2 separate regions of the Homo sapiens genome follow, and region 2 is linked to region 1. A link is a loop called in an ENCODE intact Hi-C map of the cell type or tissue named here. Cell type or tissue: thyroid gland. All regions are shown on one strand. Links, peaks and the distances in the headings refer to the core of each region. The heading gives the core; the rest is flanking DNA.

Evidence for each region. Peaks named below come from ENCODE experiments on the same cell type or tissue, not always from the same donor. Only the 100,000 strongest peaks of a DNase experiment are listed, where the experiment ranks them.
Region 2: a loop joins it to region 1, with 4 times the contacts of the local background. A loop is called at or near these places in 17 of 110 quality-filtered maps.

What each region holds. Positions count from the first base shown.
Region 1 is chr12:92,414,742-92,431,541 of GRCh38, forward strand. It overlaps CLLU1-AS1 (CLLU1 antisense RNA 1), which reads right to left. Exons shown (of 3, transcript NR_144319.2): 2 at 6,273-6,432; 3 at 5,345-5,719. CLLU1 (chronic lymphocytic leukemia up-regulated 1) reads left to right here and starts at 6,790. Exons shown (of 2, transcript NR_027933.1): 1 at 6,790-7,094; 2 at 14,293-16,261. In thyroid gland, for the core only: no CTCF peak of the experiment used is centred there; no DNase peak of the experiment used is centred there.
Region 2 is chr12:92,546,165-92,562,964 of GRCh38, forward strand. It overlaps LOC105369905 (a long non-coding RNA gene), which reads left to right and starts at 11,120. Exons shown (of 3, transcript XR_945211.3): 1 at 11,120-11,434. RefSeq lists silencers at 1,355-1,555, 10,955-11,155, 14,919-14,998 and enhancers at 5,718-6,157, 7,287-7,476. In thyroid gland, for the core only: no CTCF peak of the experiment used is centred there; a DNase peak (open chromatin) is centred at 7,477; H3K27ac peaks cover 1,891 bases.

The DNA.
Region 1 (16,800 bases), core at 6,074-10,073:
AGAAACCTATTCCATGCTATGAAATATTTGTCACAATTCTGTTTTCAAAATACTTGCTCTACTTTTCCAAGCCACAAGAGGAAACATTTTCTCTGCCAACACTCTCTGACCTTAACCAGTTTCTCCACTACGTCTACTCTTAAGCTCTCTTTAGAGCTGTGTGTATCTCGTCTTTATGTAAACCTCCTAGATGATATACTTATGGAAATATTCAGGCAACTTTTTCATGAACTTTACCAGGAAAGACATTTCTAGCAGGAGAGCATGAATAGAAATGGACTCTTCCCCAGTCTCTGCTGGGTTCTGACTGTGGTCACTCTAACTATAAAAAGTGTGTAAAAATCATGAGCAGATTATTTCATTTCCTTGGGGTCCCTAAAAATTTCAAGGTATCTGTATTAGCACAGGAAGATTTAAATTGATTTCTCAACACATTCAGATATCTTATGAACTTTATTAAGATAAATTTCCTCCAGCATTCAGAAACTCATATATTACAGAATAAAAAATAAAGCAGAAAATTAGTGTACCTGGCTAAAAATGAGAGCAGGGTTCTATTTCATTTTGGAAAGTCACTAAGACAGTAATAATACCATTAATGATAAAATGTTAACATTAGTTAATTATTAGATGTGTTTTTGTATGCCAGCCACATAATATATACTTTTATATGTATCACCTACATTTCTAGATGTAAATGTGAGGGAATTATAGTAGTATCTACCTCGTATGATTGCTGGATGATTTAAATGAGCTGTTGTCTCAAAAACTTGGTATAGAAAGCAGAAACTTTTAGTTATTAAGATTCTTACTATTCCAATATTTGAATAAAACAGTGACCTGCTAAGAAACCCCAATAATATTCTGATACATCAAAACCTTCTGGCATTAGATGTTTCTAATCTAACATCTTCATATTAATTTTTTTATGTTTTGATTATCTACATTCAGTAGTGAATGTGTTTCTAAACGCTGGATGCATTTTTAACTAAATGTGTTTTGTACCACATTTTGACAACTTTTGTTTTAACTATGATTCAGCTTATAACAAAACAAAACAATGCATCTTCTCTCCACTGTTAATAAGGTTAATGAAAAGTTGACTTATGAAAAAAATCCTAATTTATGCACATTCTCATTGTTTTCCTTGCTAAGGATATTAGTACTTGACGATTCTGTAACAAAGAATTATCATGGGATGAAACTTTGATGCAAATATCTTATCAATACAATGTGCTTGATTTTACCTAGATGAGATTTTTCTTTTCTTCTTTCTTTTTTGAGACAGGGTTTTGCTGTGTTACCCAGGCTAGCCTCAAACCCCTGGCCCCTGGCCTCAAGTGATCCTCTCACCTCTGCCTCCCAAAGTGCTGGGTATTACAGATGTGAGTCACTGAATCCAGCCTCACTTAGTTGGCTTTCTTAGTGAATTATTTTATCTGGTTCTAAAACTTTTTGATAATACTCTCAAATATTTATGGATTTTATAACATAATTTATGGATTACGTAGTTATGAATTTCATAAATGATTTTGTGATATTGCCACAGATCATCACCATTATACAGGATGTATAACATAACCATGGTTTAATATATTTTCATAAACTATAGACCAAACAAAGACTGGTCAGGACCAGGGCACGCATGCATTTTATATGTGTGGTGCCTATTGGAATATGCCAGGCCTCCTGTGAAAAAAATCAGTAAGTGCTTATCTCATAGGACCAACGGCCCAACATTCCTGAAGTCACTACCACACTTTGCACTTATCTCCATGTGGAAATAGATAGCCACTGTTGAATTCTGGTGAGAACGACACGTCTGAAATCTCTCAGCTTCACAACCCCTATTACAGCCCTCAGAGAATCTTCTCACATAGCGCCAAACAACAACTTTAGGAAGTGATGTTCCTAGAATGAATCAATTTCTAAAATTAAAAGTGAAAACAATGACAAGGAGAAGGGAGGGTCAGAGAGGAAAGGCTGATGTTACTAAAAGACAAAAGACAGTATAACCTCTTATGAGGATGGTCCAGACACTCAGGGAAATGCAGGAAGAAATAAAAGATAGGAGTTTGAACCACACTGTGATGGCTAACTTTATGTGTGGACCCGACCGATCTATGGGACACCCAGATAGCTTGTAAAGCACTATTTCTGGGTGCGTCAGTGAGGGTGTTTTTGGAAGAGATCAACACTTGAGTCAGTAGACTGAGTAAAGCAGATGGTCCTCACCAATGTGGGTGCACATTGTTTAATCTGTTGAGTGCCTGGATAGACAAAAAAGGCAAAAGAAGGGTGAATTCCCTTTCTCGTCTTAAGCTGGGACAGCCATCCTTTCCTACCCTCAGACATGAGAGGTTTGGATTCTTGGATCTTTGGTCCCAAGGGCTGACACTGGTGGCCACCTCTGGTTTCAGGTCTTTGGCCCCAGATTGTAAGTTACACCATCAGCTTCCTTGGTTCTTGGGCCTTGAGACTCAAGCTAAAATACACTACCAGCTTCCCTTGTTCTCTAGTGTAGGGACAGCAAATCATGAAACCTTCTGCCTCCATAATCATATAAGTCAATTCCCGTAATAAATCTGTGCTTATATATCTATAGCTTTCCTTTTGGTCTGTTTCTCCAAAGAACCTTAATGTACACACTATATGACCTAACCTGTAGTAATGATAACCTTATGCAGGTTTGAATAAGATGATGGTATTCTCAGTATCTGGGAGGTATGGGCTAGAGTGATGAACCACCGCCATGAGCCTAGGACTGAGGAGATTTCTGAAATGTGGAATATTTGGTGTCAAAACCAAGAGATAATATAGCCATGTGGAAAACATGTAGAACTATCGTATGATTCAGCAACCCAACCACTGGGAATTTACCCAAAGGAAAGGAAACCAGTATATTAAAGAGAATCTGCACTCCCATGGTTATTGCAGCATTATTCTCAATAGCCTAGATATGGACTCAACCTAGGAGATTAGATGAATGGACAAAGAAAATGTGGCATATGTACACCATGAAATACTTACCAGCTATAAAAAAGAATTAGCCAAAGCAGTGGTGTGTGCCTGTCATCCCAGCTCCTTGGGAGGCTGAGGTGGGAAGATCTCGAGGCCAGAAGTTTGAGACCAGCCTGGGCAAAATAATAAGACTCGGTCTCTAAAACAATTTAAAAATAGGCCTTCCTTAAAAAAAGAATAAAATCATGTCATTCACGGCAACATAGATGGGACTGGAGGATATTACTGTTAAGTGAAATTAGCCAGGAACAGCAAGTTAAACCCCACATATTCTGATTCATATGCGGAAGCTAAAAAAACGTTGATCTCATAGAAGTAAAAAGTAGAACAGAGGATGCTGGAGACTAGAAAAGGTAGGGAGAAGGAAGGGAGAGGGAAAAATTTGTTAACAGGTACAAAAACAAAATTACAGTTAGTTAGGGAGAATTAATTCCAGCATCCTGTAGCACTATAGGATGACTATAGTTAATAATAATACTTTAATTAGTCTCAAATAGCTAGAAGGAGGATATTGAATGTTCCCAACACACACAAAAAAATGATAATGTATGAGATGATGGATATGGTAGTTATCCTGATCTGATCACTCTACATTATATGTATCAACACATCACTATGTACCCCACAAATATGTAGAATTTTTATTTGTCCATTTAAAAAAGATAACAAATTTAAAAATAAAATAAAAACTAAATTAGTGTTCCATGTAAACCTGGATGAACTGGTCACCCTACGTCTGCCCATCTAGATGGCTGGTCAAAGTTTCCCAGGCTCCACATCAAGTTGTTCCACTGCTCACTGGAACTTCCCTAGTCAGGTTGGGCAAATAGTAATTTACAGCAATAGTGAATTTATCACTGACATTTCTTCAGTTCCCCTCTTTGGCATCTGCTTCTTCTTTTCTGTAATGCTGTTTGTTGAAATGCCCAACATTCTTTTTCTTCCCTAGAGCTATTCAGGGTGACCTTTCTTTTCGCATTTTCCCATGCCACTTCCATTATATCAAAATAAAACAGTCCTGTGTGGCCACTGCTCATGACCTTGTTTCCTGCCATGTGAAGATAGGATCGGCTGCTCTTTCTTCTCCTCCTTTTTTTTCAGAGACAGGATCTCTCCCTGTCACCCAGACTGGAGTGCAATGGCACAGTCGTAGCTTGCTGCAGCCTCGAACTCCTGGACCTCCTCAGCCTCCTGAGTAGCTGGGACTACAGGTGCACACCACCATGCCTTCCTAATCTGATATATATATATATATATATTATATATATAAAATATATATATAAATATATATATTTTATATATTATATATATAATATATATATTTTATATATAAAATATATATATTATATATATATATTATATATAAAATATATATATTATATATATATATATATATTATAGAGATGGGGTCTTGCTCTGTCACCCAGGCTGAAGATCAGCTGCTCTTTCTAATCTGTGGTTAGATAAGATCTGTCTCCCAGGGGATAAAATACTACCTGGAATAAAGGTATCTTTAAAATAATCCCAGAGAAGAAAACATTTTTATAGTATGACAGAGGCAGAGAAAACAGAGAATATTTGTTAAGGCAGGACTTTCACCACTCCCAGTACAATCATCTGTCTGTTACCTGCATACCTTACACGGGCTGGCACTGCTGGGGGTACAAAGTAGATGCCAAACTTCACAATGGTTAGATTCATGTTTAAAAAGCCATTGGATCAAACCTTTGTGAAAGTTTCCAGCTTTTTTCTGTTCCAAATATGTGTCCATTATAAAAGAATCTCAAGAGCATAATTGCCAAGATAGTCTATGTCCATGAGTATTTCAACATCTCTCATGAAATCTGTTCCCATCATTACTCAAGATATTGTATGAACAGTATTCCACATAAACTAGGTGCTCAATAATGATTGATTGGCCAATGGAGGGTCATTATTTAATGCACTACAATCTTTTATGCAAGGGGCCCACAGGAATCAGTATGATCCCATAGGAATCCTTTTCTTTTCCATTGAAAAAGAAACAGATAGTGGCTTGTATTAGGTTTCTTGTGTGTGTTGTGAGGTGGAAAGATATGAAAAGAAATTTGATCAGAGCATAAATCTGAGCCCATGGGATAGGAAAGAATGAGGGAATAAGGAAGAAAACACAGATTATAGACAGGAAAATCAAACCTATTAAAACTGATAATTTTCGAATACTAAAAATGTACATTCATTTGAACAAAAAGATTCTATAAAGCAAGATTTCTCTGTTCTTACCAGCACTACCATGCCCAAACTACCTTAGGAAATGAATAGCAGAGTCAAACTTAAAAGCACCTGAAATTTAAAACAAAAACCAATTTACATTTTATTTAAGAAAAGCAAACAGATGGGCCTGCTAACAATGTCAAAGTCTCGTTTACAAAGAAAAAAACAAATCTGGAACCTGAAGTCAAACGAGTTCAAAATAAAAAGCAAACCAATAAACAGAAACCAACATAAACAGAAGTTACTACCATCTCCCTCAGCCTGTGAAATTCTGGAACTTCTCTTTCTTTCTCGCCTTCTTCTTCTCTCACCTGGAAGACGAGCAGAGTGAACACATCAGGGGTTGTCAGTTCCCCAGATGGCACCACATTCATAAACCACCGACTCCAGGAGAATGTAGGAAGCTTAGTTAAGGCCAAAGTTCTCTTTGGATCTTCCTCATGGGCTTCAAGGCAAAAGAAAAAAAAGTTTGCTTGAGAATATCTTCATATCTATTAGTTTGAACCATGCAAAATTACAGTTTTTATAGGTAAAATGAGTGCATATTGGCAATTTCAAATGATTAACCCTAATACATTATGCTTTTGGGTATAGAAATATTCAGATCTTAAACATATGCTGTTACATACAAAATCAGGTATATTCCTGCTTCTATAATTAAAGCAAAGAGAATTTCTTTTGGTCACTACTCCTTCTGACATGAGGTATGAACCAAGTTCAGGACCCCTAAAGGTCTGGGTCTGGGTCATTTCTCCACCTCTAACTTGTGCCGCTTTCTTGGTCAGTCATTGTGTTCTGAGCTGTCTCATAAAACATCTGCTATGACTTTACTTTCTCCTGATAGGGTGGCTTTCCATCGTTGGCACTTCGTTGGCCTTATTGGTATGCTTTATACACTGGTTCTCGTTTCCAAATTGGCATTATTATTGTTATGATTCCTGCTGCTCTCCCACATTTCCCATCTTTCTCCTGATCTCTCTCACCTGTACATTTCTTACATTTTCTCCTGTGCTTCCTTCTTCCCATCATCATTGCCCAAGTGTGTCTTCTTTCTTCTCCTTGTCACATTTCCTTTGCCCGCTCTCACATATGCAGAGATGGCTCTTGGTTTTCCTTCTGAAATCTCATAGTTTGGAGGTAAACTTGTTAGCAAGGCCACTGAGAAGAGAACAAAAGGGAAACATAAGAGAAACCAAGTCACTATCTCTCTCATTTCCTGGTTTCTAGAAGTAAGACCCAAAGAACTCACTGTTTCAGTGCTTTCAGCTCAGGCCAAACTAGGGTGATCAAACTGAGCTTCTGAGTGCTGATCAAAACCTATAAAACCAAGTAGACAGACCATCTACAAATCTTCACTGTTAAATACCATAAAGAATGAAAAGGTCACTAATTGGTAAGACTATATGTGTGATAATTAAATTTATGCATCAACCTGGCTAGGCTAAAGGATGACCAGGTAGCTGGTAAAACATTATTCTGGGTGTGTCCATAAGAGTGTTTTCGGAAGAGATCAGCATTTGAATTGGTGAACTTAGTAAAGCAGACGGCTCTCACCAATAAGGGCAGGCATCATCCAATCTGTCGAAAGCTTGAATAAAACAAAAAGAGGAAGGGAAAATTTGCTTCTTTTCTTCTTGATCTAGTATATCATCTTCTCCTGCCCTTGGATGTGAGTGGGCCTTCAGACTTAAACCAGGAGTTACACCTTTGGCTTCCCTGGTTCTCAGTTCTTTGGACTTGGACTGAATTACACTGCCAGGTTTCCTGGTTCTCCAGCTTGCAGATGGCAGATCATGGGACTTCTTGGCCTCCATAATTGTGTGAGTCAATTTCCATTTTATTTACATATCCAGTTATGCATTGCTTAACAATGGAGACAGGTTCTGAGAAATGCATTGTTAAGTGATTTCATCATTGTGCAAACATCATAGAGTGTAACTACACAAACCTGGACAGCATAGACTACTACACATCTAGGCTACATGGTGTAGCTTGTAACCTCATGATAAGTATGTATAACATCATGATAAGTATGTATGTATCTACCATATCTAAATGTAGAAAAGGTACAGTAAAAATATGGTATAATCTTATGGGATCACCATCATATATGCAATCCTTTGTAGACTGAAATGTCATTGTGTAGTGCATGACTGTATACGCACACATACACAAACACACACAAATATACTATTGGTTCTTTTTCTCTGAAGAGCCCTAATACAATATGTTATACATTTATATTGACTCTATTTCAAAATTTATGGTTTTGGTGAAACATATGTGGAGATGGGGCATAGGTGTGTGAACTGGGATAGTGTCCTGCTGATGAATGGGTGGGAGGCATCATTTGGGACAAGCCCAGGGCATCAGCTTATAGATATCAAGAGCTCAACAAGAGCACTTTATGGCAAAACCTCCCACAAGACCTCTCAGAAGTTGAGAAACTGCTAAAAGTTTCTTTATGACAGATGACATTTATGGATAAAATAGGGATTAGCAGGATTCTTTAAATACTTTCGAACACTAACCTTCATTTCTACCAGGCAGTGGGGCCCCAAGTGCAGGGCCATAGGAAGTACAAGTCTGGGAGATACTAGGCTGCACTGTCTGTAGAGAATCTGAAAAAATAATAGAGTCACTGAAATGCAGTTTGGTATAATTATTGCCATGCATCATAATTCTAAATCATACTAGTGGTCAAATACTCTTCCCTGAAAAAACATTTTCTTGGTTTGAATTCTAAATAATTGTTGTGGTCACCACTGAGCTTTTAAATATATAAATACTTTCAAGTTTGCATATTTTTATTACCTGTTCCTTAACAAACATTGAATTCAACATGAAAATGATTATGGGAAACATTCGGGTATACAGTCCCTGACTCTTAAGGACTCAGGTAAATACTTAGGGTATTTCATGGCCCTAGTCTTTGGGGTACCACATGTTTCTTCTTCAAATCACAGATTCAAAATCAAGAATGATAACACAGTGATTGTGTAGACAAAATAAGTGAACCAAAATTGCTTGCTTCTGTCATTCTATGGAACCACTGAGAGTTTTTACTTGTGCTTAAAATTTTGAATAGTAAAACAGAGTGTCAACTTCATGCTGGAATATTTTTGGCTTTTTAGACACAATTTTAAGTACATGAAGTATTTTTACAAGACTAAGTAACATCACTGAAATTACAGCTTTCTTCTTTTTAAAACTGGTATTTGTTATAAAACTAAAGAGCGAATCAAGAAAAGCATAATTATTACTGATTATTACAGGATTATTACTGAAAAAGAAATGTACGGAATAGAGGAGGAAGGAGTTAACAAATGATCCACTCTGGGTGTTGAAAACACCAATAAGCCTGCTTCCAGGAAGTGCCTAAGACAGAGCTGGCTCAGCTTGCTGGGTCACAGCATGTAAGGAAACTGCTGGGCTACATGCCACCATCCTCAGTTGTCCAGATAGATAATCCCATAGCCCCATGGGGAAATAATCTTTAATTATGATATAGCTGACACCATTCAAAGCACTATGCTAAGTCCTTTATGTGAATTAACTTTTGTCAAATTTATTTTTCATAAATAACCCAAATATGTATACCACTATTATCCTACCTTAAAGAGGAGAAACTGAGCTCCTAAAGTTTAAATATCTAACCCAAGTTAAGACTGCTAGTCACCCTAGGCTATTAACTCAGGCAGTCTAACTCAGGTATAATAACATTATGCTACTGTTTGCAGCTTTGACTATGCCTGAATTATAACGTCATGCTATCTAACTAAAAAGCTAAGGGAAATAAAATGAGCCATAGGGCTCAATTTCATAAAAGGAGAGAAAATACTGGGGAAAAGTGATAATGCAGAGTTTAAAATATTTTTGTAAAAGTGCCAGAGATTGAGTATAACAAGTGTGACCAAAAAAAAAAAAAAAAAAAAAAAAGGAAGAAGGTAAAAAAAAGAGGGAGGTCTGAGAAATAGAAATATCAGAGGAAGGAAATAAAGGAGGGTGAGAGTAAATTCTCTTTTAGCATTCAGATTCCACAGATTCCACAAATCACATTTCTTTTTTTACCAACTAAGGAAAAATAACACTTGACCTAACATTTCATTGCAGTTAGCTAAAGGATGCTAGAAAAACTATGTTGCAGTGGTTTGCTCTAATTTCTTCAGGAATAGAGAAAAGTGACAAAAAGATCAGAGAAGAGAAGAAAGGAAACTATCAGAAAAATACAGAATTGGAGTAGGATATAACATATTTGGGTTGAAGGTAAAATTTTATATTGTAATCTTAAGTATCTTGCTACTTCAGTTTGGTCCCTGGAACAGCAGCATCAGAATCTGCCGAGGGCTTGTTAAAAAGGCAGAATCTCAGGTCCCATCCCAGACTCACTGAATCAGAATATAAATACTGACAAGATGCCCCGGGATTCATATGCACAGTAGAGCTGGCGAAGTTCCATTGTAGCCTGTGATTGTTTTCTGCAACTTAGTATTTCTGAGTTTTCCCAAGGAAGAAAACCCAGGCCTTAGCTTCTGGCAGACTTGTGTTTCTCCTTTACTTACTAGCTGCATGACTCATGAGCAAGGAAATCAAACTTTATGTGCCTGAGTTTCCTCATCTATAAAATGGAGACTATAATAATCATCTCCTAGGCTTGTTTTGAGGATGTTCAACAAATGCTCCTTTCATTCCTCTATTTACAGACCTGCCGCAGACAATTCTGCTAGCAGCCTTTGTGCTATTATCTGTTTTCTAAACTTAGTAATTGAGTGTGATCTGGAGACTAACTCTGAAATAAATAAGCTGATTATTTATTTATTTTCTCAAAACAACAGAATACGATTTAGCAAATTACTTCTTAAGATATTATTTTACATTTCTATATTCTCCTACCCTGAGTTGATGTGTGAGCAATATGTCACTTTCATAAAGCCAGGTATACATTATGGACAGGTAAGTAAAAAACATATTATTTATTCTACGTTTTTGTCCAAAAATTTTAAATTTCAACTGTTGCGCGTGTGTTGGTAATGTAAAACAAACTCAGTACAGTAGTATTCAGTACAGTATTTAAGCCCCTGTACTTAAACATATTCCTCGTACCAATGAAGTTACATGAAAAGCAAATTTGTGTGAGATATCGTAGATGGAAGTAAATTAGTCTTTATGTTCCCCACAAATTGAAATGCATTTCAAAAACTCTGTGTGTGTATGTGTGTGTGTGACAGAGTGTGTGTGAGAGAGAGACAGAGAGATACGCTTTGGTTGCCTCCATAAGCTGGCTGCTATGATTAATAAGACCAAGTTTTCTAAAGAAAATGAGATCATAACAAAAGCCCTCTTTATGACTATCTTTTATCAGGGGCAAAAAGGAAAGAGACAAAACAGCATGAAATGATGAGACCAAGTGATGAAAATTCATTCACAATGATTGCTTTCAAGAGTAATTTCTCTTGGGTAATTCAGCAGCCTGTTACTATGGCTCTCTGGAGTGATAGCTAATGTAAATGAAGCCTCTAAAAGTGGATTATCCTGACAAGAATATACTCAGCCAATAATGCAACAGAAATCCATTCAAAGCATTCGGGAAAAATTCAAAAGAATAAATATTCTTTTTTTTTTTTTAAAGTTAATGACCTACGATCCATTTCTTCCCTGACTAACAAGCAGCAAGCACTTAAAAATATCCAGCCAGGATGAAATAGAAACCCACCTGACTTGTTAATATTTTTGTTTGGTCCCAGGGACTCAGATTCTAAGCCAAATTCTTTGAATGATCTTGGCAAATGTCTCGAATTATTTTTGCCAACTTTTCTTTATCTTGGAAAAAAAGTTTCATGAATGGGTGTCAAAATTGATTAGTTTTAAAAACCTTTCTTGCAGATACGTATGGCACCCTAAAACTGTATTAGAAAAAAAGTAAGTACTCTGTAGTGTGAAAAATTCTTAAAGGACACCCTCTTTTACAAACTCACAAAAACAGCCTTTGGAATACCCACATGAAGTAGCTGTTGTTATTGCTTTCTATATACCTACATCTTGTCTATTATAAAAAGACTGGTTTTTGGCAGGTGTGGTGGCTCACACCTGTAATTCCAGCACTTTGGGAGGCCAAGGCGGGCGGATCACCTGAGATCAGGAGTTCAGGACCAGCCTGATCAATATGGTGAAACCCAGTCTTTACTGAAAATACAAAAATCACCCGGGTGTGGTGACGGGCGCCTGTAGTCCCAGCTACTCGGGTAGCTGAGGCAGGAGAATCACTTGAACTCAGGAGTCAGAGGTTGCAGTGAGCTGAGATCATGCCACTGCACTCCAGCCTGGGTGACAGAGCAAGACTCCATCTCAAAAAAAAAAAAAAAAAAGACTGGTTTTTCAACAGCTATTCCCACCCCTCTGCATGGAAATATTCACCCAGTCAATTGTTTTCCTAGTTTGGGTAATGGCCCTCTGGGCAGGACTGGAGTGGGGCACACAGGAGAAGCTGCAAACTATGTTTAGAAGCATGTCTGGGAAATGTCATGCAAGAAAAGACATATTTAAAGGTAGGCTTTGCATGAATGGAAAAGGAGAGTAATTCTATGTAGAGCAGAGCCTCTTACTTGCAGTGAGAGAAGCAAAAGTGGGGAAGCAAGAGGAATTATGCTTTTCATCAGCCAAATTTGCAGGTAGGAGGATTGGCTCAGTCATCTTGGCTGAGGCTCATGAAACCAGGTGTAAAGAAAGTGGACTAGATTAATTTCATCCATTACAGGAAGAGGAGCCGTGAAAGATAATCCAGAAATCATTGGGATTTGATGGTAGAAGGTATTTTGGGACTATTCCATTTGAAATGAGAAGGTACCTGACATTCTTTGAATTCCTTTCAAGCAAAGGATTAAATTTACCCATGAGTTGACTCAGAAAAAACATAAAAAGTATTGTTGCTCTGCTCAGAGTTTTATCTAACTCATTCTCACTTCTTATTCCATGATGAAATGACATAAATGAGGTTTTTTATTGTTGTTGTTGTTGTTTTCTGGACACAAGGCAAGGTAGCTACCTGGGCAGAGCTGTTTTATTTCTCTATGCCGTGGAGAGAAATTGGTTAATTGGCCATGGAAGGCAGTCATTAAGATGTTCCCATGCGAGTGAACTTTCCAGGGTTCCCAGCTTCTGCATCCTTCCCTGTCCCTCAATTCCATTGTTGGTGATGACAATGTCTCTCCCATCAGCCTCATGAAGTTCTCTCTCATTTATTAAAATTTGCTTTCAGGAAAAATTTTGAAAATGTGTCCAGTAATGCCTGATTGGCCCCTTATCCTAAAGGCTTAAACTGGAGGAAGGAAGCTAAACTGAGAAATCTTGCAAATCATTGAGCCAAAAACGTATTAATAGCAAGATCTATCATTTATTGACTAGTATGTGGCAGGCAGTGCCCTTTTATTTAGGCAGGGAGAGTTGATGGGGGGGGCGGGGTTCACACATCTTAAAGAGGTGCTATCTCCTCCTATATAAATCATGTAAGTCAAGAGAGTAAGGAATTGTCTTTGTTTGGTTATATTCAGGGGATTAGAGTATACAGTAGAAGATCCCAAGAAACCTTGGGATCATTTTAGACTAAGAAATGCCAATACCGCCGGGCGCGGTGGCTCACGCCTGTAATCCCAGCACTTTGAGAGGCCGAGGTGGGCGGATCACAAGGTCAGGAGATTGAGACCGTCCTGGCTAACGTGGTGAAACCCTGTCTCTACTAAAAATACAAAAAATTAGCCGGGCGTGGTGGCGGGCGCCTGTAGTCCCAGCTACTCGGGAGGCGGAGGCAGGAGAATGGTGTGAACTCAGGAGGCGGAGCTTGCAGTCAGCCGAGATTGCCCCAATGCACTCCAGCCTGGGCGACAGAACGAGACTCCGTCTCAGAACAAAACAAAAGGAAATGCCAATACCAGCAGAAATAGAGCCAAATCATGAACATAAGCTAAACAAATGTTGGCAGTGTAGCCTAGTGGTTAAGAGAGCAGACTCTTAACTAGAACACTGCACTCCATGTCCTCACTGTAGACCCTCACTGTGGGGTTCTAATTAACCCCTGTTACTTACCAGTGGCAGTCTTAAGGCATTCCTTAAGTTCGTTGTGCCCCAATTTGTTCATCTGTAGAAGGGGTAGGATGACAGTAGTGTTTACTTTATAGGCTTACTGTGAGCATTAAATGAGTTACTACTGTATTTGTAAAGTGCTTAAAATGCTGCTCCAAAAGAGTTTGTTAAACACTTAAGAACTGATTTACTTGCATCTAAACTGACAGCTCTCAATAACTGGAAATGATCAAGCATAGGCCCTGGAATATAAGCAGGTCTACATGAAGGCAAAAATGTTCGTTTCTTTTGTTCAGCCCTGTGCCTAGATCAATATCTAGTGATCATGCTCAAGAAATATTGTTGAATGAATCAATGAACCTACCGAGGTAGTTACATAAAAGAGTTCTGCATGAGTACAAATCTGGGCAAAGTGACCTCCAAGGAAATTTCCACTTTTAGATTCTGTGATTTCCTTAAGGAACTGATAAATTGGTGTGATACAATGTAAAAAAATGTGCCTATATGATTTGAGAAAAACTTATTTTCTCTCCCTCTTTTTTCCTTCCTTCCTTCCTCCCTCCCTTCCTTCCTTCCTCCCTCCCTTCCTTCCTCCCTCCCTCCCTTCCTTCCTTCTCTTTCTTCTTTTCTTTCTTTCTTTCTTTCTTTCTTTCTTTCTTTCTTTCTTTCTTTCTTTCTTCTCTTCTCTTTCCTTTCTTTCTTCCTTTCTTTGTGCCTTTCTTTCTTTCTTTCTTTCTTCTCTGTCCTTTCTTTCTTCCTTTCTTTCTTTCTGCCTTTCTTTCTCTTTGTTTTTCTTTCTTTCCTTCTTTTTTCCTTTAAGCAGACCATGTCTGTTAGATGAATGCCTTTTTCTAGTTAAAAGGTTAAACAGGAAAGTGAAGCACAATTATCAAGGGTCTCCAGTCATCTCCACATGTTCTTAATCATTATCTTCTTTTACAGTTTCATATCTCCAGGCCTTTCATTGGGTCAGGTTGGCATTTCGCTGCCCTTTATGTGTGTGACAAGTGAAAATAAGGAAAGAAAAAAACTCAAGTGAAGAAAATCAGAATCTGCGCAGCAGTTCCTGGGCGTTTCAGCTGCTTCCCACATCACCTGCCTCATCAAGCCCCAGCATCCATCTCCTTGCTCATCTTACACCCTGTGTGCATGACAGGCCCACCATTCATTTATCAGAGCAAAGGCTCTCCCACTATTCTGGTTCACCCCCCTACTTAGCCAGATATACAAGAATATCTGCACGGATGACCTGCCTCACCTGGGAGCTCAGAGGAGCTCAGATTCCATTACTATCGCACCAAGGACAGATCTCCCAGCAAGAATGACAGAAAAGACTAACTGCCCCCAAAATCTCCCTTCCAAAACACAGTTCTCTTAATTCTCCCAAGAAACCAGAATGTGACTGCTCACCTCTCTAAGGACCTGAAAACAACTGGCCATTTCAGCTATTTAAATCAACTTTAAAAAATCCAACCGCCAAAATATTAAACCATTTTGGTTGGAATGATAACATAACTAACCTGCTGACAGCTGCTTCTGCTAGGTGCAAAAATGGAAAAAAAAATACTTCTAATCAGGTCAAATCACTCTACCTTTGGGATTCTAAATTTACTCATATTCTCAAAGAAATATATTCAGTCATAGTGGGGAAAATAGGATTATTCCTTTAGCTCGATAAGCAACCAGAAGTTCTTCCTTCAAATCTTGACATTTAATCAATCAGAAATTGATTTTTGGAAAACTGTTTCCTATGAAGCTATCTCTGCCTGAAGGATTTTTCTTTTACAATCCAGACTATAGAAGGAAATTCACAACCTGGACTTTCACCTCCATTGGTCAGAGTTTTACTGACCAATTCCCACCTCTGCCTTACACCTAACGGAAGTTTATGCCTGTTTTCTCTTCACATACCCCAACAGTTACAAATGGTTGTTATTATTAAGCATCTTTTATTTTGTGGCCTCTGATTACATGGTCCCCTAAATTTTGACCTAATCACAAAAGATTGGTAAAATTTCTTAACATATTAATAATATTTTGTTTATGTGTCAATATCTTAGCATGTATCAATTAAGACAGAGGTCTTAACGTTCTCTTTTTGAAAGAGAATATTAGGATTCAGAGATATTAAGAGATTCTCCCAGGATCACAGTTAGGTAACAGAGCTGGATTTTAGTCCAGGTCTGTCTACAGCTCTAACGTATATACACCCTTTGTATAACATGTCACGAATTCAGCATAAAGGGATCTTCAGTGATCTAAGTCAGGGGTCAGCAACCTTTTCTAAAAAGGACCAAATAGTAATATTTCAGGCTTTGTGGACCCTATGGTCTCTATCATAACTGTTCAAATCACCATGTAGTGTAAAAGGAGCCATAAGCAAAATATAAACTAACGAATGTGGCTGTTTTATGGGATTTTTTTTTAACTCTTTATTTACAAAAGCAGGTGGCAGATCAGAACTCACTTATGGGCCATAGTTCTCTGACCCCTGACCTGAGAAAATCTTATATTTATGGACAACATTTAGACTGTGACTTGCCAAGTAAGAACAAGAAGCTCTGTCAACTGAAGGTCAAGGCTGGAGTTCTGAAAGCAAAGAGCTGTCTGGTGTTAATGATAAGTGAAATAGTTAAAGTTAGAAGATCCCAGTTATAAGAAGCACAAAGAATAATGACCATAGACTCCTGAACAAGAATGTCTGGACTTCTGGCTTAGGCACTCTTGTTGTATGGTCCAGGCCAAGTTACCTAATCTCTCCAGGCCTCCATTTTCTTATCATTAAATGAAGATAATAAAAGTATTTTCCTCAGAGAGCTGTAAGAATAAACTGAGCTAACCCATGTCAAGCACATAGAATAGGGCCCAGCCTATATTAATTTATCAATAAATGCCAGCTACATATTAGTTCTCTATATTTTTATTCATTATCATAAAATGTTTATCTACAGATTGGCATTGTAAGGATGGAGTTAAAATTGTATGTATGTGAAGGGAAATTATTCCTGTTACTATTGATCTGCATCACATTACCCCAAATTTGATGGCTTAAAGTAACAACATTCATTTTGCAAACAAATTTGAAATTTGAGGAGGGCTTGTCTGGGAAGACTTGTCTCTGCCCTATGTGGTATCAGCAGGGGGAGGCTTGACGGACTGGCACATGCCCTTCCAGAATGGCCCACTCGCATGCCTGCCAAGTTGGTGCTGGCTCTTGGCTGGGAGCTCAGCTGGGGCTGAGTGCTAGGGTCCCTGGGAGGTTCCTTGTGGCCTGAACTTCCTCACCACAAGGCGGCTGCGGTGCGAGAGTGAGCATTTCAAGATAGAGCCAAGATGACACTGTATTACTGTGTAAGACCCAGCCTGGGAATTAATGTAGCCTCACTTCCATCCCACTCTATTTTTAAAAAGTGAATTATTAAGGTCACCCCATATTCAAGGGGATAGGAA
Region 2 (16,800 bases), core at 5,899-9,898, 130 kb after region 1:
AGATACAAATAAATACATTTTTAAAAAATACCACTGAACCTTTTTAAAAAAAACATATCGATGCCTGTATTTCTTTCCAGGTATATTACACCAGAATATCTGGGATTGTGGCCCCCAAACCTGTATATTTAACGAGTTCTCAAGATAATTCTTATGCAGACAACTCTGCAACAGCCTGCATTGAGTAGCCAGGTATGTGAATCATGCTCAAGGCCAACTATGATGCAGGAATTCAGAATCCAATAGAGAAGTGTTAAGGTCCATTTCATACTTCTTTATCTTTGACTCTCAAAGGTGTAACGCAACACCTGGAACTTAGCAGATATTTGGTAAATGTTTAATAAAGAAAACTTAATTTAACCTGACCACTGAGTGTTTCGGTGGAGAGAGAAACACACAGGAGGTTTATGCTTAATCTTGAAAGAGATAAGGCTAAGACTCATGTTCTATACACTTAATTAAATAGCCATCAACTGCAACCTTCCTCCACCTATCTACACTCAAACATTAACTACAAAACCTGATCAAAAAATCATTATTTTAAAATCACCAACCCACGGAAGCTCCTTTAGTTAGACTGAAGTTCACGTGATTGCTTAAACCTTTTTTCTGGGAATGGATCTTTTATGCCAAGTAGGCAGGGTTACTGCCCCATAAACCTACCTTCTGTCATTAGCTTTGACTGTTGACACTTGCAATGATTAGACAGGGTTGAGCAAAGGGTATTTTTGCAGTCTGTGGGGAAGAGTATAGAAAATAAACATTGCATCTCATTACAAAGCCCTGAATGTGCAAAACATACTGGTCCAAATGCCATGATTAGATAAGCACCTGCAACACTCATTAACTTTGAAGGGAAATTGAAGCCAAATTTGGGCCCATATGCCACCTGTCCTTACACTTCAGCAATCAGGTGACCTCTATTCTCACATTAAGTTAATTTCTGAAACACTCTACATGATAGCTATTGCCCCAGACTTCTAATAATTAACCCAGGGTGTCCTCTCTCAAACATCCTGTGAAATAGTCTCCATCTACAATTTCTAGGGTTTCAGATGAGCCTTTGCCCATAACCTGAACATGTCCTTTTTAAAGATAGGTCATTGTAAATGACTCTGAGTGACAGCCTAATGCTACCCCACAAAGTAGAATGAAGTGTAATATTGATCCACTCATCCACAAACACAAAAATGCATGTGTTTTGTGTGAGGGCAAATAATTACTAAAGTAGCCAGAATAAAAACTAAGGTTGACACAGGAGGATTGAGATGATGGGCAAGTGATCTCTAAAGAAGAGTGCACCAAAGGCCTCTCTGTCTCACTCTGTAATAGTCTATTTGCAAATTGCCCTACATGCTGTATCACATGTAGCTCTAAAAGTCTGTGGCTCCAGGCGAGAGCCTCTAAGTAACCTGAGAAAAAACTACATTTGGAAATGTTTCCGTGAGGCTACTCGACAAAGTAGCTCCCAAAGTTATGATTCATTCAATCAGATGGCCTCATCTGGTCAGGGTGCAACTTAGGCATAGGTGTAGGGAACAATTGGCCACATGGAGTAAGCTGAAGAGCCTGGGAAGACTCCTCTGTTCAAATATGTCTTTACTGCTTAAGTGTTAAAGGTCCCAGAATCCCATCATGAGAGTCCAGTTCCTTTGTATGTTTAGACTATAACAGAGCCATGTGCCACAGAGAGGAGTACAGGCTGGAGAGCTGAGTGGTCAGAAAGATAATTGGATGAAAGAGGTCCCTGGTGTGCCAGAAAGATCTCTCCAGCAAGCCATAGTTCAGATAATAAAGAAAATTAAAATCGGTGACCTTCTGTGGAAAGTGAATTGATTCATCCCTCTCTTCCCAGCAATTTCAGAATTAACTGACATAAAGCCATGGATAGAGAGCTGGTTGTGCAATGACTACAAGGTCTCAAAAGCAGCAACTGCAGCAGAACACAGCACAAGCTTCATGAGAAGCACGGGGAGGACAGAGATGGCAATTCCACCAAGAAGGATTAGGAAGGATTTTTTTTTTCCTTTCCCAAGACTGAACACATCATGTGATGCTATGTGCAACATGGAGATGATTAAAATCAGCATGCCTACTGAAGTTCCAGGACTAGCAGGAAATTGTGAAGCCTGTACTGCAAAGTAATACCACCTCCAGGTTACCAGATGGGGTGAGGGGTTACTCAGAAGCCAAGGCAGCTAAAGAATTATAAATCTCTATATAATTCTGATATCCAGATAGTAAAGAATTTTTAGTCTATGAGACTTCTAAATAGCACTCTGTGGCAGGAGCACATCTCCCTTGGCTCAGATATACCCAGGAGAGCTATGCCTCTCAGCAAGATGCTATGAAATTAATTACCTAGGGGAACAAGAGAAGCATTGCAAAGACTATGGTGTATCATATGTGCAGGTGATCTTTTTTTCTATGCAAATATTATTGATACGGGTAACACTTCAAATCATTAACATTTTAATCTGAAGGAGAATCCTTCTAGTGACAGATGGGGTCCAGGGTTGAGGTGAGAGGTAAGGGAGAAGACAAGTTCTGTCTATAAGCCCACTCTGATACGAAACAGAACGTTTAAGCATTTATTGCAAATTCCTCAAATATTTATTGAGCACCAGCAATATGGGAGAAGATGTGCCAGGCATTTGGGAGGATATAAACATGTATATATGTACTAATGCCACCATCAACTAGCTCAAGACATAATTGGAGAAATGGCATAGGGATAACTGTGATATAGGATCAATTTAGGAAAGTCTTGGAATTGGCACAAGGACCCACAGAATCAACACCAGCTGGGAGTGATACAAAATTAGATTGTCGGGCCCTATACAGGATCCCCAGAATCGTAATGTGCATTCGACCATGATTCCGTAGGTGATTTGTGTGCACATTTGAGAATCACTGGTCTAAACAACAACAAAAAAATGGCATGTTCGTGGAGGCCCTCTAACATATTACAAGAAAGCTTCAGAGATAGTTAAGGTCTCACTGTGAGATATGTGAGAGCAGAGGAAGAGGAATGGCCAAAAGTTCAGGAGAGAATCATCATTCCACGGTTTTCTTTTTTCTTTTTTTTTTTGAGACGGAGTCTCGCTCTGTTGCCCAGGCTGGAGTGCAGTGGCGCGATCTCGGCTCACTGCAAGCTCCGCCTCCCAGGTTCACGCCATTCTCCTGCCTCAGCCTCCCAAGTAGCTGGGACTACAGGCGCCTGCCACCAGGCATGGCTAATTTTTTGTATTTTTAGTAGAGACGGGGTTTCACCGTGTTAGCCATGATGGTCTCGATCTCCTGACCTCATGATCCGCCCGCATGAGCCACCGCGCCCGGCCCACAGTTTTCTTAAGTATGCTTGGGGGATGGCAAATAGACTGGTTTTAGACACATTTAAGGTACTGGTAGAATGGTCATGGGAAAAAAATTCTAGAAAGGTAGGTGTGGGCTGAGTTCCAGAATAACCCTAATTTCTGATTTCCTAGTTACACAAAGATGTGCAATCAAAAGGACATGAGAAAATTTTAAATGGCAAAAAAAAAAAAATGTTTAACTTCTCCTTATAATTGTTCAGACTTCAGTCCCAACTCAAGTTCCTTCTTTACCCTGTCAAAGCCCTTAGGAGGCTCATGTGTTATCCTTATGTGTATGGTCTTGATAGAAAAGATGTAGACAGCCAATGGGATGAGAACTCCAAGAAGGGCTCCAACCCTGAGGGAGAATGAAAAAGAATTCACATCAGAAACCAGGTGGAGGCTGGGCGCGGTGGCTCATGCCTGTAATCCTAACACTTTGAGAGGCTGAGGCAGGCGTATCACTTGAGGTCAGGAGTTTGAAAACAGCCTGACCAACATGCTGAAACCCTGTCTCTACTTAAAAAAAAAAAAAAAAAAAAAATTGGCCGGGTGTGGTGGTGGGCACCTGCAATTCCAGCTACTCAGGAGGCTGAGACAGGAGAATCGCTTGAACCCGGGAGGCAGAGGTTTCAGAAAGCCAAGACTGTGCCACTGCAGGCCAGCCTGGGTAAAAGAGCAAGACTCTCTCTCAAAAAAAAAAAAAAAGAAAAGAAAAGAAAAGAAGAAGAAACTAAGTGGAAACTCATCAATTCATCAATATACACAGGGAATGCATGCAAAGATTAGTGGGAACCTTAGCTCTAAGAATATACATATGTTCAGGGCCTTGACCCTGTACTCCAGACAATTAGCTCTGGGTGTGTCAATTTCAGACACTCTTCTTCACAGAGCCCCAGTCTCCTGCCCCATGTGCAACACTATCTGGAGCTCAGAGCCTTTGTACCCAATTTCACTTTTGCCAGTACTCTGCTTTATGACTGGACTCTGCCTCCATAACTAATAGATCAATTATGGTAGCACTTACAATCTGCCAGGGACATGTCTACATGCTTTATATCCTAAATCATTAAGATCCACAACCACCCTATTACTTAAGTATGATTATTACCACCAGTTCACAGACAAGAAAACTAAGCTACAGAGAGATCAAATGCCTTAACTGAGGTCACTCCACTCACTCCACTAGTAAGGGGTGATGTTGGGATTTGAATCCATGCAGTTGGCTCCACAGTTCACACTATTAAGCAGATGTTTCTCTAGGAAGCTTTTTTATCCACTTACTGAGAGGCTGGGGGAAAGAGTTCCAGAAAGCAACCACCTGACTCATGAGCAGTGACCATTCTCTGGGATATGACCCACCCACTTCACTGATACCTAGTGCTCATCACTTTGACAAATACAACTAAGATTGTTTCCTGCCTTGGGTTTCATGATTGCAATTTTCAGAGCTGGCCTCTGGATAAGGTCCTTTTTCTAGACATTATTATGCCCCATATTTGTATTTGTCAGGAAACTGGAGAGTTTATTCCAGGAACTAATTTGAAATTATAAGAATTTTTTTTCGTCCGTCAGAATAACCATTCATGAAAAGATAATGCATACATCAGTGAAGGAAGGTTCTTAAAATGGGTCAGCCAGAAAAAGGAAGAATTAAATTGGATGGCATGATTACATAGGACAACCAAGGACACCAAAGGGGCCCAAAGAAAAGAGAGCCCATGAAGAAATAGAACTGACCAGCATGAAGGTTGTACTTGGATGTTTAATGTGAAGCTGTGTTCGGTTGCCTTTTTCAGATGGAGAGAAGACGGTCCCAGTCTTCTAGGTCTGGGAAGCCAGGTCTACTATGGAGGCCTTAACTCCTGTGTGGAAAAGGCTGAGGTAGCACATTTCACCATAGGAGGAAGAAGAGACACCAGTGAAGGATACACAGCAGTAAGAGATATGGAAAAGAACAAGGGTAATGAATGGTAATTAATTCATTTATTTGCCCATTCATTCATTCTACGAATATATATGGAGCACCTACTGTGTGCTACCCTCTGGGGCAGATTTTGGCTTCAGGGAGCTTACTTGACAGTTGGGACCCAGAAAATGAGCAAAGCAATTGCCCCTTTCTTCCTGTGTACATATCAGAGGGGTAGATGGAGTGAATGCTGTGAGAACATAGGACAGGAATGAACCTTCTGTCAGGGTCTCATGAAAGCCCGGGTTGGTGAGTTTTAAAATGAGACCTGCAAAATGAGAAGGAATCTGTCACACAAAATGTAGGGAGAGAGGGTAAGGAAGAAGAACATTTCAAAAAGAAGTGTTGTTGTTTATTCCCCAAAGATGGCCAGAAAAGTGACTAAGAAAAGATCACAGGACTCCAGGTTGCCTGGGCAATCTCTGAGAGCCCTGTCTAGGGTGAAGTGGGAGTGAGACCAACAGAATAGTGTTAAGGGGACAGCTTATGGCAGGAAATGGGGACAAGCAATGCATGTGATTTGTCTGAGCTGGAGTGGGGGAGGATGAGCTTGGTTTTGCTATGTCAGGCCATTAGTTGGGGCAATTTTCAGTTTCCATTTGAGCCTGAGCCTGGAGTAGGTGCATTCCAGATATGCAGAAATCATGACCATGGAATGATTCATCTCCAGTTAGCTCCCTCAAAAATTCCCCACAGTCACTATCTGACACCTTTTCCTCAGGCCTCCACCTTGCACCTCCCCTGCCCCCTCCAGAATGACTTTGTGTCATTCTTCACTGAGAATGAGGCCATCAGAGAAAGCCTTCCTCATTTCTCCCTTTTCTACCTCTTTATTTCTCTAGATCTTCACCCTCCCTTTTTGGGAGAGGAACACTTCCTCCCTCCTGCAACCTTCCTCCACCTATCTATACTCAAACATTAACTACTAATGTGATCAAAGAATCATTATTCCTTCATTCCATAAATAACTCCACACCAGCACTTGATCCCTGTCTTCCTTTCTCTTCTGTAACTTGTACCACAAATCATGCTTGTTTATTTAATTTCTCCCTCACTACCACCATCTATTTCTAAACCAACAGCCTACTCAAGTCTGCCTGCTTCCCAAGAGTCCTCACTCAATCCTGCTTATCTTTTTGGCCAACCTCCAACTCTCTGGAATTTGACCTCAGGACTTCTTGGAGATGATTGGATGGCTGTTTTTACCTTCTAGTGACCCACTCACTCCTCAGCCTTTATCATCTGACTTTCCAGCCTGCCTATGTGTTTTTTACCCTGTTGCAGCCCCTGCCACCACCCCAGAATGCTGTTCTGTTGCACTCCTACCCGCTATGGGACTGTGTACCTGCCAGGCCTCTAGATGCTGCATCCCTCTCCTTGACCCTCATCTGAAGCCCAACCCTATGCCAATCTATAGAATGAACCCCAATTCAGACAAAAGAGATGTCAAGGTAACCAACTCCACCCTCTGAGATCCACGACTAGCCAAGGCTTGCCATTGCTCCACGTTACATCTCTGTTGTGAGAGCCATCTTGATTCTCATGTGTGAGCCCAGATTTGGCTCTAAGACTGATCTCTTAGTTTCATTCCTGTTCAACCTATTTGTTGAGCATGTATTATGGGCCAGACTCTGGCACACAACTCCTACACATGATTACCCCTCCCGTTCACAACACGGCGATGCTGGAGAGCCCTACATAGTCAGCAGACCCATGCTACAGAGGGTTTGAGGAACTCTTCCAAGGACACACAGCCATTCCATGGTGGAACCAGAACTCAAACAGGCATTCTGATTTTAGAGCCTTTGCTCAATAAATAGTTATAACAGAAGAGAGAGTGGAGACGTGTGTGTGTGTGTGTGTGTGTGTGTGTGTGTGTGTGTGTGTAGGGGTAGAAGATAGTGGTGGGGGAGCTTTCTGAGACCCTGCTACTCATGCCAGATTTTCTGGTCCTGATTAGCTACTGCCTGGCTGCCAGAAGCTGTTATTATCACTCACTCCCGTGCTCCTGTCACTGGGCTTGTGGAAACTTGCCCTTCCTTCTGCTCTCGGTCTCTGATGCTGACAGCTATGCTGGAAAATCCCATGCTGGCCACTGCCACACTTACCAGAGGCATATTGTACGTGCTGGTCTGGACTTCCTGCCTGACCCCTACGTGTCCTGTGCCTGCCCCTTCACAGGAGGTCGGTCTACTTCCTGGCCAGGGCCTTTCCAGCCTGTCTCACCCCTGTGCAGGTAACAGAGCTCTTTTCTCTGCCACCACTTCCCCACGGAGTCTTTTCCATGGTTCTCCCTGACAGAATTCATGCTACATAGTCTTTGTTAACTCATGGCATGCACTTTCTTCCTGCTTCTTTCCTCAATTTATGTGAGATTAAGTTAATACCAACCTATCTTGTTAACCCCTTCTAATACGTAATCTTCTTTATTTTAAAATTTAAATGTTTGTTATATTGAATTCAGTAACTAGAACATTCTCCTCCAAAATAAGAATGGTACAAAAACCTCAAATAAGTAAGTCTGTTGGGGAAAACAAGTTCCCCCAAAGAATAAATCTACCAGGAGAGTAAAAACGATGATAATCAGAACAATGATCAATAATCACTATTGTCAAAGTGCCTGGCAATCACCAAACACCAGATTCATCGGCTCTTCACCGTCCTGTAGGATGACTTCTGTGACTTGCTAAAACCCACACAATAAGTATAATGGTGACAAGACTCAACTCCCAGGCTCTGACATTAAGTCCTATTGTCTTCCTAAAATGCTCCTTAAAGAGAGGATTTCTGTCTCACATGGTCATCTGGATCATTTGAAAACTTCAAGCAGAAAGTCCCAAGGTCACCATTAAATGTTTTCCAAGATTACACATCTTCAAACAGAAACCCAAAATAATGAAAACCAGGAACCAAGACTTCCAGCTTCTCTAATGAGAGTAAGTCTTAGTTCTTTTTCCTTACTCCACAAGAAAAATTATATCTCCCAAGGGGAGTTATGGGCTTTCCAAAAGAGGAGCAAAGGGATTTGAGCTTAGGAAATGAAACTTTGCTCAGCACTCTTCAGGAATGACGTTCTCCTTCCTCCCCTATAACAATGCAAGTGCACATTCATTTTCTTACATTTTAAATCACTGAACAAAAAGGCCTAGTTTTATTTATCCTGCTGCTGCCACTGTGGCAAAACTAAATGTGTGGTGCATAAACTGTTTATAAATCTTGTCTCCAACAAGAGAACTGAGTGTGCACTTTTTGAGGACCTTAGTTCATTCAGAATGATGAGAAAATTTGGGAGAAATTTTTCTCTTGATATAAGAGCTGTATAGGCCAAATGGACTTCCTTTTCTGGCCTAAATGCTGTGTTTATAAAAATGGTGTGCTGTAAATAGCAAAGTATAGAAGTGAGAAATTATGCCTCTGCTGAATAAACCACACTCCCGGCCGACTGACTCCCTGCTTCTTCAAAGTGAAGAAACATTTGTTCCTATATCTTGTGAACAACAAGCTGGATCCATTGAAAATGCCAGATAACATTGATCTTGGGGAATAAGAAAACAACCTTTTTAAAGGTCAGAACTGTCTTAGTTTTTAATGGATTATTGGTTGATGAATTCTTTCATGAAATATTTCTCTAATGCCTTCTGTGTCGAGAACCATTCCAGGATCCAAATATACCCTTGCTTCCATTTTCTGCATCAGGGTCAGTGATCCTGCTGAAAGGTTAATTTCATTATACCACATCAGTCTCCTGCTCCAAACCTCTCACTGGTTTCCCTCTGCACTTAGAACAACTTCCAACTCCTTCCTGCCATGTACAAGGCCCTGTCTTCTCAGGTGGCCTCATCACTCACCTCCTTCACACTGTACCCCACCCCAGCCACACTGGCCTTCCCACCAGGCTCATTTTCAACTCAGTGTTCTCCCACGTGCTGCGGCCACTGCAGGGGCACTCTCCCCGAGGCTTCTCCCTCATGGGACTGGCATCTCCTCACCTCTCAGGTCTCCACTCAAATATCACCTCCTGGACCTGGCGCAGTGGCTCATGCCTGTAATCCCAGCACTTTGGGGGGCCAAAGTGAGTGGATCACCTGAGGTCAGGGGTTTGAGACCAGACTGGCCAACATGGTGAAACCCCGTCTTTACTTAAAATACAAAAATTAGCCAGGCATGGTGACACATGCCTGTAATCCCAACTACTCAAGAGGCTGAGGCACAAGAATCTCTTGAACCCAGGAAGCAGAGGTTGCAGTGAACCAAGATCGCACCACTGCACTCCAGCCTGGGTGACAGAGCAAGACTCCATCTCAAAAAATAAAAATTAAAAAATCACTTCCTAGGAGGTGATTCTTTTTCTAAATTTGCTCTTCCTTCTCTATTTTCTATCCCCTTACCCTGCCCCCTTTATTTTATAAATAGTAATTATCACTCTCATAAACCTTTTTTATTTTCCTGTTTACTAATTTATTATCTATTTCCTCCAACTAGAAGATAAGACCTTTATGAAATTTGTCTTAGTTATAGTTGCATTCCCAACATGCTGAATTCAGTTCCCTGAATAAACTTTCAGGATGCCACCCACAAGACAATTCTGTTATATTTTTCCCTCATATGTTGAAAAAGCCATAGGATTTGAGGATACCATCAATTATTTTTCATTGATAAGGATTTTTGACTTTAGAAACTACAGAGAAGGGTCTCTTCACTCAGAGTATTTTTTATTTTCTCTGTGTTGTAGGCATACCCACAGTATTTGGGTCAGAAAGAAAAGTTCTTTGAGTCTGCGTCTTATTGCAAATGTTGAAGAAAGAAAGTGAAACAGAAAGATTTGTTTCTTATGCCTTGTGGAGGTTCTAATAAACTCAGTGCACCACCTGTTCTGTGGAATCCTTTGAATGGTTTAATCTGGTTGTTAAACCTTTTCTCTCCAGAGCTGCAGAAGAGAGGAAGATTCATTTATTTCTTCAACAAACAGCTCAAATGTCACTTTTCTGAGAGTTTTCCCTCACCATGATGTCTACAAGAGTCTTCCCAGCCTCTTATCACTTTTTAGTTCATTACATTCTATTCTTTTCTCCATAGTATTTATCTCTATCTAAATGTATATTTCTATGAATGTTTTCCATATTCTCTGTCCGATTCTTCCTGGTAGAATATAAGCTCGTGGGAGCAAGAGCCATGCCTTTCATCCACTGATGGTTCTCCAGAACCTAGAGTTCCTGGCATGTGGAAAGCCCCAACAAACAGCAGTTGAGTAGATGAAGAAATGAAGTGGCATCGGCTCTGTGAAGGTTTTTTTGACAACTCCTTTCTAACTTTGATGTTCTTGCCTTTCTGAACACTCTGCACCTGTCAGCTCTGCTCCATCACAGGACTTTATTCTCTAAAGTTCTGTTCTTGGACATTTATGTAGCACCATTGAACCCTTGGCTGCTTCATGACACCAAACAGACCTAAACAACACAAGCTTGTTTGTGGTTATTTTATGCATTGGTATTTTGTTTCCCCAGACAACACTGTAAGCTTCCCACAGGGAAGGCATGTGTCTTAAGCCAGGAAATAGAGAATGAAGAGAAGGTTTTGCGGGGGTGGGGTGGGGGATGATAACAAAGTGAGTTTTTAAGATACTGAATTTTACGTCTATAGGATATGCGGGTAGAAGTGTCCAGTAAGCAGTTCCTGTACATACTTCTGAATGTCGGCAAAGAGGTCTAAGCTAAAATCATTCATTTGTAACTCATCAACATGTGCTCACTATGAGTAACAAGTTAAGAAAATGCGCTCACTTGGGGAAAGTAGGAAGAAAGCTTGAGGAGATGAGCGAAGAAGGGCAGATGAGTGAAGAAGGGTCAGATAGAAGATGCAGGCAGGAAGGAAGCTTGTCAGTGGTCGGAGGAGGACCAGGTGAGTGTGTCACTGAGGAGGCCAAGAAAGTTGAAATTTTCAAGATGAGAGAGAATGGTCAATGGCGGCCAGTGTCACAAAGAATCCAAGTAAGGGAAGACCAGAAACATGTCCACAGGATTTGGCAGGTGAGCCTTGCCACAGCAATTTCAGCTAAGTAATGAGAACAGAAGCCTGGCTGAGAGAGATTAAGAACGGACTTTACTGGAAGGTGAGTAATTAAACAAACCAAATTAAGACAATGCCCTTAAGAAGCTTAGCTTTGAAGACAAGAAGAAAGATACACTGGTACCTAAATAAGAGTTGCTGAAGAAAATGAATTGGGTTTATTACTCAAAAGTAGCTTTTAAATTGTACACTTGAAATACGTGTGGTTTATTGTGTGCCAATTCTATCTCAACAAATGCTTTCAAAAAGCATGGTTTAGAATTTCACAAAATATCAGTAACTTTTCATTTCAAATGTATTATAACATATTAAGGTATTACCTGATATCTGAATGAGAAAAATCCAGATTAAAAAAAACAGAAATATGTAAAGTCATATTCCTTGTTTATAAAAAATGAAAAGAATATGAATAGTATCAAAAGGACTCTTTTTCCTGTGGTAGAAAGCAGGAAGGCATGATCATCTGGAATATGGGCCAGCATAGGGAAAGGGCAGAATTATGGAATTCTGGTTATCATTTGTAGATTACTGACTATTTATCTAAGAGGGTCCACATTGGTCTAGGTTAGGACCCAAACTAAGGTGAACTGAAACCAAATTAAAGCCTCCAGTTAAACCCAAAGAGTTTCCTGAAAAGACGATGTCACAAAAACTTCATTTAGGGCCATAATGGGAAAAAAATGCATAGTGAGACAATTCACAGAGAAGGGAGATGAACACCTAAGTTAAATATTTTTCCTTTTTAAAAATATTTGTCCTTTTCCCAAAGGTTCAGCTATTGTCTTACCAGTGTTCTCAAAATTGAAGTGAATAAAATGCCAAGGTTTCAACAATTACTCAATAGTCAGTAGATTCAAAGATAAGATAAGTAGACAAAACTAAGAGAAATATTAACTTGGTGAAAGCTGTTTATTCAGAAAGCAGCCATCTAGAATTTTTTCTCCAGTGTTTTCACATGGAATATTTTAAAGAACAAATAGAAAGAAAGCCAGTAGACTAAATACTGATGTGTGCAGTGCTGGACTTTTCCTCAAAGCACACTTTCCCTCAGTGGATCCTTAAAATAATTCAGAGAAGGAGGCAGTGTGCTAGGGCCTTTCCCCACCTCACCCAGAGTCATATTTATCTTTGAGTTTTCACACAAACAGACCCCGAGAGGTAATAAGTTTTTCCTTTGACTCCTCTTGTTTTCTGTAACATCATTCAGACAAGCAGACTTAGCAGTGACTGAAAATGCAATAGAGTTAAGTAGAGCAAAGAGGACAGGAGGCATTTTATATCTGCTGAAATGTGTACAGTCACCTTATTAATTACAAAAGAAATCTAGGCACTAAAGATAAGTAGCATGGTTACCAACGTACTCATTAAAGAACTATACAGAGAGGCTAAGGATGTGACCATCTCATTCCAGATTGGAATTCACGACTAGAAAGGCAACATCCAGTATCTGTCATAGAATTAGTACAGTCATCATAATGTTCTATACCCTGTGACTTCAGGGCATAGAGATGGTCAAAAGTATGATGACTGATGACTCACAAGGCCTCTCAAGATATTCAGCATCAATTTGGTGTCCACTGTATTACCATCTTCAGTTATTCATCACTCTTCCCATTTCCCCCCACCCAATGCTGTTTATGCCTCCTAAAATAGTAGCTAATATTTATAGAGGCCTTACTATGTACCAAGCATTGTTCTAAGCACCTCTCATGTCCTAAATCACTTAATTATCACAACAACCCTATTAGGTAGGTGATATTCTGCTCATAGCCATTTACAGATGAAATGGCCATGACAAAAAGAGGTTAAGTAATGTTTCCAGTTGGCACACAGATGGTGAGAGTAAGAGCAGAAATTCAAGCCCAAGCAGTCTGGAATCAGCCTTTTGTTCCCAGTCTCTAGGCTATACTGCCTCCATGCTTATTTCAGGTCAGGACCATCTCTCTCCTGGAATACTACAATAGACTCCTAGCTGGTCTCCATTCATCTTACTTCTTCTCACATTATTTTTTATTATAAAAATAATATATGAATACATTCTCCCTGTAAAATACAATAATAGTATAAATTAGATAAAATCCCATTTGGCCACCAGCTGCAATTCCAGTTTCCTCCCCAGGATCAGGTATGTCTACTCCTAGATCTTTTTCTGTGTATGTATGTACCTTTAAAATATATACAGTATCGTTTGATAGTTTTTTAAACTTTTATTTTAAGTTCGGGGTACATGTGCAAGTTTGTTATATAGGTAGAATTGCGTCATGGAGGTTTGTTGTACAGATTATTTCATCACCCAAATATTAAGCCTCGTACCCATTAGTAACTTTTCCTGACCCTCTTCCTCCTCCCACCCTCTGTTCTCTGAAAGGCCTCAGTGTGTGTTGTTCCCCTCTATGTATCCGTGTGTTCTCATCATTTAGCTCCCACTTATAAGTGAGAGCATGTGGCATTTGGTTTTCTGTCCCTGAGTTACTTTGCTAAGGATAATGGCCTCCAGCTCCACCCAGGTTCCTGAAAAGGACATGATCTTGTTTTTATGGCTGCATAGTATTCCATTGTGTATAGGTACCACATTTTGTTTAGCCAAGTTTGATAGTTTTTTTTAAATAAATGTTATTATAGCACTCATGTTCAAATTTCATGTTTTAAATTTATCTATATGTTTTTGAGAGCATTCTAAATCAGAACTGTGTGACCTTTAAAAGAAGAAAAACCCAGTACCATTTTTTAAAAGCACCCTCACTCCAAAATAGAGATGGCATAACCCTACTGAAGTGGTCTGCTACTTCCCTTTTAGTAACAGTGAAACCTAGCAAAGTCTTCCAAAGGAAAAAACTAGAAAAAAATTAAAGGAGTAACAGTTTGAGTGGCATATACACAGAAGAATGAGGGGCACTGTTTTATGGAAACTAATCTGTAGGTGAAACAATATGGGCATTGTCACCTGGAGATTTGCCATGAAGTGAGTCCAGATCCATTTCTTGATAAAGTCTACATAAATAACCAGACTATTCAGTTTACCAGTACATCTCATTCCTATAGCAATCTGGAGTATTGGATTGCATTAAGGTTCTACTCACTGAAGTAATCCCTTCACAGACTTCAACATGTTAATCTCTTTACTTGCTTACTGTTTCCATAATGTAAGCTCATAAAGACAGGAATTGCATCTCTCTTATTCCCTGCTGCAGTGCAATTACCTTACTCAGTAGCTGTCACATAATTGGGGCTCAACAAGTCATTGTTTAATGAGTGAATAAACCCAAAGACACATGATTAATTAGTGGTTCAATCACCCATGACCATTGTACAGTAGAGATGACCTAAACAGTTATAGATTTACAGCAGTCACTAATAACAAGTCATCAAAGTAAAACTCAACTGTGACAGATTAAAAGGAGCATAAATTCTAGAGTCAGTTACCTGGGTTAACAAAACGTATTCACCACATGCTTGCTGTGTGACCTTGGTCAATTTTCTTAACCTCTCTGGTATAATTTGAATATTTGTTCCTGCCCAGATCTCATGTTGAATTGTAATCTCCAATGCTGGGGGTGGGGCCTGGTGGGAGGTGTTTGGATCATGGGGGCCGGTCCCTCATGAATGGGTTGGGCCATCTCTTTGGTGTTAAGTGAGCTCACGCTCTAAGTTCACAGGAGATCTAGTCATTTAAAAGTGTGTGGTGCCTCTCACCCCCACTCTCTCTCTCTTGCTCCTGCTCTGGCCATGTGACGTACCTGTTCCCCTTCACCTTCCACCATCATTATAAGCTTCCTGAGGCCTCCCCAGAAGCCAAGCAGATGCCTGCACTATGCTTCCTGTAGAGCCTGTAGAGCCGTGAGCCGGTTGAATATCTTTTCTTTATAAATTACCCAGTCTCAGATATTTCTTTATAGAAATGCAAGAATGGCCTAATATACTCTCTCTTCAGTTTCTTTATCTGTAATAATGACAATAATCAAATCTTTAGAATTTTGCCAGGACTAAATGAAGTAATGAATTAAGGCATCTAATAATGTGTGAGACAATGAGTAGGTGCTTAGTAAATGTCAGTGCTGTGCCTATTTTCCCTCCGCCCACTTGCCACCTCTTTTCTAATAATAAGACCAAGTTTATTTACCCTGATAAGCACGTCTCTTCTCTCATTTCCATTTGTGGCAATGTAGGCAACCACTTCTTTCTCTTTCAGTGCTGACCTACTGTTTTGTTGGAAACAGTCCCAGGGCTCTGGGCTTTAGAGATTGCTGTTGGATTGCGAAGCATTATGGACCAAATCCAAGTGCTGCAGCACATAATGGCTCTGGCCATTTAAAAAATCTAAACTGCTGTAGCTATTTTATGGGGTGCAATATATATCCAAAATTTTATAATAGGGTTACCAAATGCAGTGCTCTAAAAATCAAGAATCATTCAAAATTTTCTCATCTCTCCACAGAAATAAATTGCTATGTTGGTTAAAACAGACACCTTGCTCAGGAGTCTGAGGTTTTCTCTAAGATGTTCCACAATTATCATTTAAAGCCAGTGCATGTTATTCAAACAGGAAAAGGTAGAATTCTTAACTTAACTTCACCAGAATTAGACTTTCATTCTGTGATATTCGTTATCCAATTCCCAACATTTCCGGTACCTCCAACTCTCTTAGATCTACCCTCAATCCCCTTATTTACAGAGTCTTCAAGTCTCAGAAACACTTGCATTTATCCTGTCATGTACACACCCTAAAAGTCATCCTAGGTCTTTAAAAAGACTTACAGATGACCGAGCCAAACACAATCCTTTCCCTATTCTAAGTCTTACTCTTCTCAACATTTGAGACTGCCTTTGCTTAGACCACTGGGGCAGATCTATTGTGTTGCTACCTGAGTGCTCTCCTAGCAATTAGACATGTCTTTAAAACAGGACATGTATTACTTCTTCTTTATCTTGCATTATAAACTTGAGCAATGTCTGGCTTGATGAAGGCAGTGTTTCTACTATCTTGGTTGGGTTCCAACCATAACCTTTGAGTAGAGAACAGTTTGGGCAACTTATAAATCTTGTTTTAAAAAGTAAATCAACTTCTTGCTTTGAGATCTGGGTCATTTCAAGAATAGCTGGAGTACTCCATTCACCCTTGGCCTGAAGATTACATCTTTTCCCCAAAGTTCTAGCAAGAGCCACCCAGTTAGAATTATAGTCAATAGGATTAGCTAAATGTACTACACCCAAAACACAAGCAGCAGCTGGATTACCATCCTACAGCTCACCTGTTGGTAAATGTTGATCTTATAGTTCTTATTTATATAAACCTCAAAGCCTGGAGGAACTCATACCCCACTCAGACATCATCACAAGAGAATTCTGAAGTGGAAATTAACAGCTAAATGGACCTGTATAGGACTAAAAATATATATCTATGTATTTTAT